Linked DNA regions of Homo sapiens: region 2 is linked to region 1. A link is a loop called in an ENCODE intact Hi-C map of the cell type or tissue named here. Cell type or tissue: mammary epithelial cell. All regions are shown on one strand. Each heading gives the region's core, and the rest is flanking DNA. Links, peaks and the distances in the headings are about the cores only. Region 1 has its middle 300 kb from the start of LINC01950. Region 2 has its middle 300 kb from the start of EFNA5.

Evidence for each region. A loop is a pair of places that touch in the nucleus more often than their neighbours do. Peaks named below come from ENCODE experiments on the same cell type or tissue, not always from the same donor. Only the 100,000 strongest peaks of a DNase experiment are listed, where the experiment ranks them.
Region 2: it touches region 1 in a loop (2.7-fold over the local background); 5 of 110 quality-filtered maps call a loop at or near these places.

Annotation. Positions count from the first base shown.
Region 1 is chr5:107,305,037-107,307,958 of GRCh38, forward strand. No RefSeq gene overlaps it. Among named protein-coding and RNA genes, the nearest start is that of LINC01950, 300 kb to the left of the region's middle. In mammary epithelial cell, for the core only: a CTCF peak has its summit at 1,700; no DNase peak of the experiment used is centred there.
Region 2 is chr5:107,368,911-107,371,832 of GRCh38, forward strand. No RefSeq gene overlaps it. Among named protein-coding and RNA genes, the nearest start is that of EFNA5, 300 kb to the right of the region's middle. In mammary epithelial cell, for the core only: a CTCF peak has its summit at 1,819; a DNase peak (open chromatin) is centred at 1,871; H3K27ac peaks cover 335 bases.

The DNA.
Region 1 (2,922 bases), core at 316-2,815:
ACATCTGTAAAGTCACTTTTGCCATTTAAGGTAACATATGCACATGTTTCAGGAATTAGCACACAGATATCTTGGGAGAAGGAAAGGGCATTGTCCTGCCTACCACAAGGAAGTTTCAAGCAAAGGCAACAACCACTGTATAGTCCAGAAGGCAGAGAGAGAGTAGTACATGTGAATGAAACCCCAGGTCAATAAGGCTTAAAAAAAGGGAAGTCAAGGTCCAGGCAGGAGTGATAAGAGAGTGTTCAGTGGGACAGGCAACGACTGGGTCAGGAAGAGCTCTGTATTCCAGTTTAAGGGACTGGATTTTATGAGAAGAGCAATAAATAGCCATTTGTAAATTCTAAACAGGGGCCTAATGTCTAGATTTACATTCTAGAAAAATCATTCTGGCTCAAGTTTAGTAGTGTACAAAAGCCGAAGGAAGCTGTGAGTTGGAAGGGAGGCAAACAAAGGGGGAGGCTGTTTTTATGATCCAGGTAAAAAGTGAGTAGATCCTGAACTAAGGCAACAGATATGAAGAGGATTGCAGAATTCACGAAAAAGCACAGAGTGCCCATCTGCAGGATGAGATGATGGACTCTAATATGAAAACAAGAAGAGTCATGAATGATAACCAGGCTTTTGTGTCAGGTGACTGCATACATGGTGATGCCTCTTCTTAGTACCTGTCACTGAGTTCACAAATAAGGGGCCACGGATCAGCTTTCAGACAGATATGGATGTGATAATAAATTTCATTTCAGTCCCAACACTCTGCTCCTTCATTCCTGCATTCAAATCTCAACAACTACCCGTAAGATGCCCAATTATTGGAATTATCAGAATGCTCAATAATCCCCCAAATTCAAAATGCTACTTGTTTGTATATTATGTAGGCTTCAACCAGTCCAGTTTTGTGTGTGTGTGTGTGTGTGTGTGTGTCTTACTTTTTCAGGTGGTGAATTTTCCTGGGAAAATTTACATGATTTGGAGTTGGTGTAATGGATCTTCTGTGTGCTACCAGGACCCTGCACTCAAGATTTAGGCACTAGCTCCCCCAGCTACCTGGGGGATTGCTTAGTGAACTCACAGCTTAGCTCCACGTCAGGAATTGCCCTGAGCATGAGGAAACTGCCTCACCCAAGGTTACCTCCAGTCCCCAGAGGCATCCCACACCCAGTGACTGGACTGGTCCAGTCAGGAATACAGAGGCCCAGCCCTCTGACTTCATTTTGAGACATTGCTAAAGATCCATACTAGCTGCATAGTTCCCTATGGGGTGTGCTGAAGGCTCTGTTACAACTAAATCACATTTCAAGTACTCCCTCTACCTAACCCTGCTTTCCGCACCTCCTTAGAGATCATCTACTACTGTCGCACCAGTCCTATGGCTGCATGGAGGATGGAGTGTACCCTTATGACCCACTGATGAAGGAGAAAATCATGAATGGTTTAGACTGATACGAAAATGCAAAACAAAAATGAGCTACTGCCACACTCTAAGGGTAGCTCTGAGAAACATCAGTGAGGAAATCCTCCCAAAGGAGCTTCAGGTGGTGCTCCCAGTCATCCACTCGATGTAGAAAAATAATTGGTCTGAGCCCTATTATAGGCAGTAAAAAATGGCTTGGTTTATTGGTCAGGAGCTCGGAAGGAGAAAGATTGAAAGATCAGGGATAATAAGGCAAAGAGTTGTGTGAATATGGGACTGGGCACAAACTCTGAAGATCTTTGTATCATCTATTAATGGCCACTAGAGATCATCCACCACCCAAGAATAGGTACTAATTAACAAAGTAGACCAGATGACTTGGACAGAGGACATTACACAGCCTAAATCATCAGCCACCCCAATGCTGGAATAATATGTGCATGAAAAGAGTAGCCACGTTGGCAGAGATGGAGGGAGGATATTTTGGGTGAAACAGGACAGTTCTCCACTCAATAAAGCTTAGATAGCTATTCTGCTCATTAATGAATAATCTGGTAGCAACAATGACCAAAACCAAGTCCCCTGTGGCGTATCTCTTATGCAGATAAAACATCACAAGGTGACATGTCAATTCCTCTGGACCCCTTCCATAGTGGAAGAGGTAATATAATAGAGTCGACTCCAGGATATTAGAAGTCCAGTGTAATAGACTTGCCAGTAAAGAATATTTGGTCTTCTCAAGGGATGGTGCCATACCAGGAACTCAGCGTTGGTCTCTGTTGCTGGTAGCAATTCATCTTGCCTGCAACTAACTGAAGTAGAATGTGTCCATGAATGGAGATAGAAAGAGTCAAACTACTGCATAATCACTTTGGGCTCCTTGAGCCAAGTGACCAGCTTGTAAGGAAAAGCATAATTTTCCTTAAGTAGACCTTCATTTGAAAATAAATGGACAAGTGTACCAGCTATGATCTGAGAAGAGCACAGCTTAGGGGTAAGCTGTGAGTGATCCTACCATGTAAGCCTCCTAGACCAACAGAGGTGCCAATTGAGGCTAAGGGGAATCTAGAAGGGATAGTAGAGGAGGGAAATAATGAGTTCTCAGTCACAGTGCTGAGACCGAGACCCATGATGCAGGCTGCAGTTCCTTCTACAAACCTTGCTGTAGTAGTTGGAATCCTGAAGGAGTCATCTTCAGATCAAATGAAGCTATTATACAAGGCAGTGGATCTGAGCAACACCCCCTCTCAGGACTAAGGCACTCACTTACCAGCTGGTGGGCGTGTTTTCTGATGACAGCCTAAGGATAGCCCTCAGCTGCAAGAAGCTGTTTTGCCCAAAATTACACCCACATTAAATCACTAGTCAGAGAGGGCTTACAAAATCCCAGACCCCTTGCCTCAATTCAAGACATCTCAAAAAGACCATCCCAGTTTGAGAGCTCCACAGGGGATTGGCTGAGGGCCCTGTTGCAACTACATTGGAGCTTAACATTTGCTCTATAAAAT
Region 2 (2,922 bases), core at 278-2,777, 64 kb after region 1:
AATTAAGGAAAGTTTTCCTTGGTCTGCTCCTGTGGACTTAGGACTTAGAAAGGTCCTTTTTTTTATTTTTCCACTATTGATCCTTGAGCTCATTTGTGGCAGTGTTTGGCATTCATCTTACCATTTGTTAGCCCTTCTCATTGATTCTCTAATCGGAATCTTACTTTTTTGTAACTCCTCCCTGTGCCAACTGAAATGAGGTATCAGTGGGGACATTTATTTTATTTTGTACCCGATCTCATCAAATTAAAAAAAGTCTGAATCTTCAAGAAAATCAAGGGAACCATTTTATATAATTATTTTGTCAATTTAGATGTGACCTTTGAAATATGGCAAAAGTCTTCAGTACGGTAATACATTGAAATTCAAAATCAGATTCTGAAATTCTAGTAGCATTAATTACTCCCTCTGTGCTTTCATCACACTTTCTTCCCAGCCCTCTTATCCTATATTTGTTTAATAGACTATTTTGCTTGCAAAGAACTGTGATTCACACAGGATGCCTCAAATAATGAGGGCTTATTTTAAGGACGCCTATGCTAATAATGGAGTCAGAATATTATGAAACTCTCAAAATAGAAGTCAAATAATGACCAGGCATTACAGTGACCAGAACTAGGAGGTTGTTCTGGGCTTAAGGAAGCAGCTCTATGGAACTGCACAATCAAAGTTAGGGCTTTGCTAGAAGAAATGACACTAGGTACATTCTGCATATCTGCTCTCTTTTGTTTATCTCCCTTTCTTCTGATTTATTCTATTTCTATTACCTTTCAAGCAGGATATACTAATTGTTCTGGGTAATTATTATATAACAAGTAATGGCAGAAATATTTCTTTCCTTGCCAGAATATATATAGGACATTGACTAGCCTGAGGATTGGCTGCTTCTGGGTCAGGTGCCCACTCCCTGTCCAATCAGTTATCAGTGTGATGACTTGGCATATTACATGGCAGCCCAGTAAATAAATGCCTTCTTTCTTTCCTCAGAAGGGACTATGGCCTCACAAGCTTCCTCACTGATGTGTGCAGCCCCATAATGACTGGGAGCTTTACCCGGGTGCAGCTAGTCTCCTTTTAAAAATATCCATAGTTCTGAGCACAAGTTCTGGCATATAGTAGATGCTCCATAAATTGTGACTAAATGAATAAGCAAATCTTTATATTCTTCTTTCCTGGGGCTAGTTTTGGGTGAAGTGAAGTAACTTGCAGTTTGCGTATGATTTGATATCACTTACTTGTCAACAGCAGGAAATTGCAGAAGGTTCTGGATTCTAAGACATGATGTATTTCACTTTTCCTCTGCCCTTTTCAGAAAAAAATTTTTCCTTGATCTATGAGAATCAAGCCATTGTAGTAAAGTCAGCAAGTCAATGTGATATGACATGAAGGCCAAACCTTATTTTAAGATGAGAAACTTGCTATAACTCCAGTCATTCTCTCTCATACCCTGGAGTCACTCTTCCTAAGAAACTAGAATAAAACTCTGCTAGCTACTACAGAAACAAGCAGTTCTGATGACTATAAATTTGTATTCTGGTTTCAAGAGGGGGAGTCAGAGTTTATTTCTTTAGAGAGAAGTCTGGAGAGCCTCCCTCCAAATGAGAACTTCCTCTAAACCGTGAACTCCTCAAGGTCATGGACAGACATCAGGGATGATGGGGTCTATGGGAAGTCATAGGTCAGCATTGCCTCCCCGCCCCCCCGCCACAGGAATTGCAGGCACACTGTGTCACTATGCTTCAGTTCCTTACATAAATTTCCCAGTGGGATTGTCCCCAAATGAAAACTGCACCGAGACTCTGTGACCACAGTGAGCAATGTAGACACGCAGCACCAAGAACAGATTTGTGCTGGACAAGGGCCTATCCCTCCCTGGACCGGCTCCCATTACACAGTCATCATTTTCACTTGTTCCTGCCTGTCCATCCACAAACTTGATCAGGGCAGAGGATGGGTTTAGAAGCAGGGGAAATATTGTAGTGATTACAAAATTAATCTTCCTTTTTGCAAATCTCCCACTAAAAAAAAAAAAAATCTCAATTCCTTTGGTGTAGGTTCTTTCCATATTTCTGGAAAGAAGAACTTTCTTGTGTTTGGGTGGCTGCTTCTGGAAGATTGTGTATACCTGTTGTATACAATAATGAGGGGTCCTGATGACAATTACGTTTGCTTCCTTCTATGTTATCTTTTTGGCTTCTCAGAGCATCCTGGAGAGTTTTGGTCAATATCTGTGGAACCCACTTTTTCTCTCTCCTCTCAATGGAGTTGTGAAAGTGTGGATCAGAGCACTAGGGTGTGTTTTTGTCTGCTGTGAACAGCTTAGCAAAGGAACTTGGCATCCTCAACAGACAGAGTAGGTAATAAGTCTTGTGGGCAGAATCAATGATAAAAGGAAGGGGGAAAAAGCAGGACTAAGAGATGAGGACAGCCAAACTGATTTCAGCTAAAACTGATTCAGCTTGCTAATGAATCCACCAGCTAGTACTGAATTCTTGATACTCTCCTCACTTCTCAAATCAAGTTAAAAAAATTGATTCCATGCCACTTACAAGAGGCAGAGCTGTCACTTACTAGGGAGATTAACTTGCTTTGTTGAATACTGACAGGGACCAGAGAAGGGCAGGACCCACAGAGAATGCAGGGCACTCTAATTTGTGATAACCTCAAAACCTGAACTAGTAGTAAATTGAGGGTTTGTAATTTGTGCTAACATCCAGTCCAGACTAAGGTAAGCCTAGAGAGTGAATTTAAGGAAGCCCTAAACCTACAGGATTTTGTGTCATCTTTGTGAATCCAAGTGCCCAGACTGGTCAGAGCTTTAAAGGTGCAGATCCTAGTCCTCTTTTTTTTTTTAAATTTTTTTCTTTTTACTGATACATACTAATAACAATAATTGTACATGTTTATGGGAGTAGATCCTAG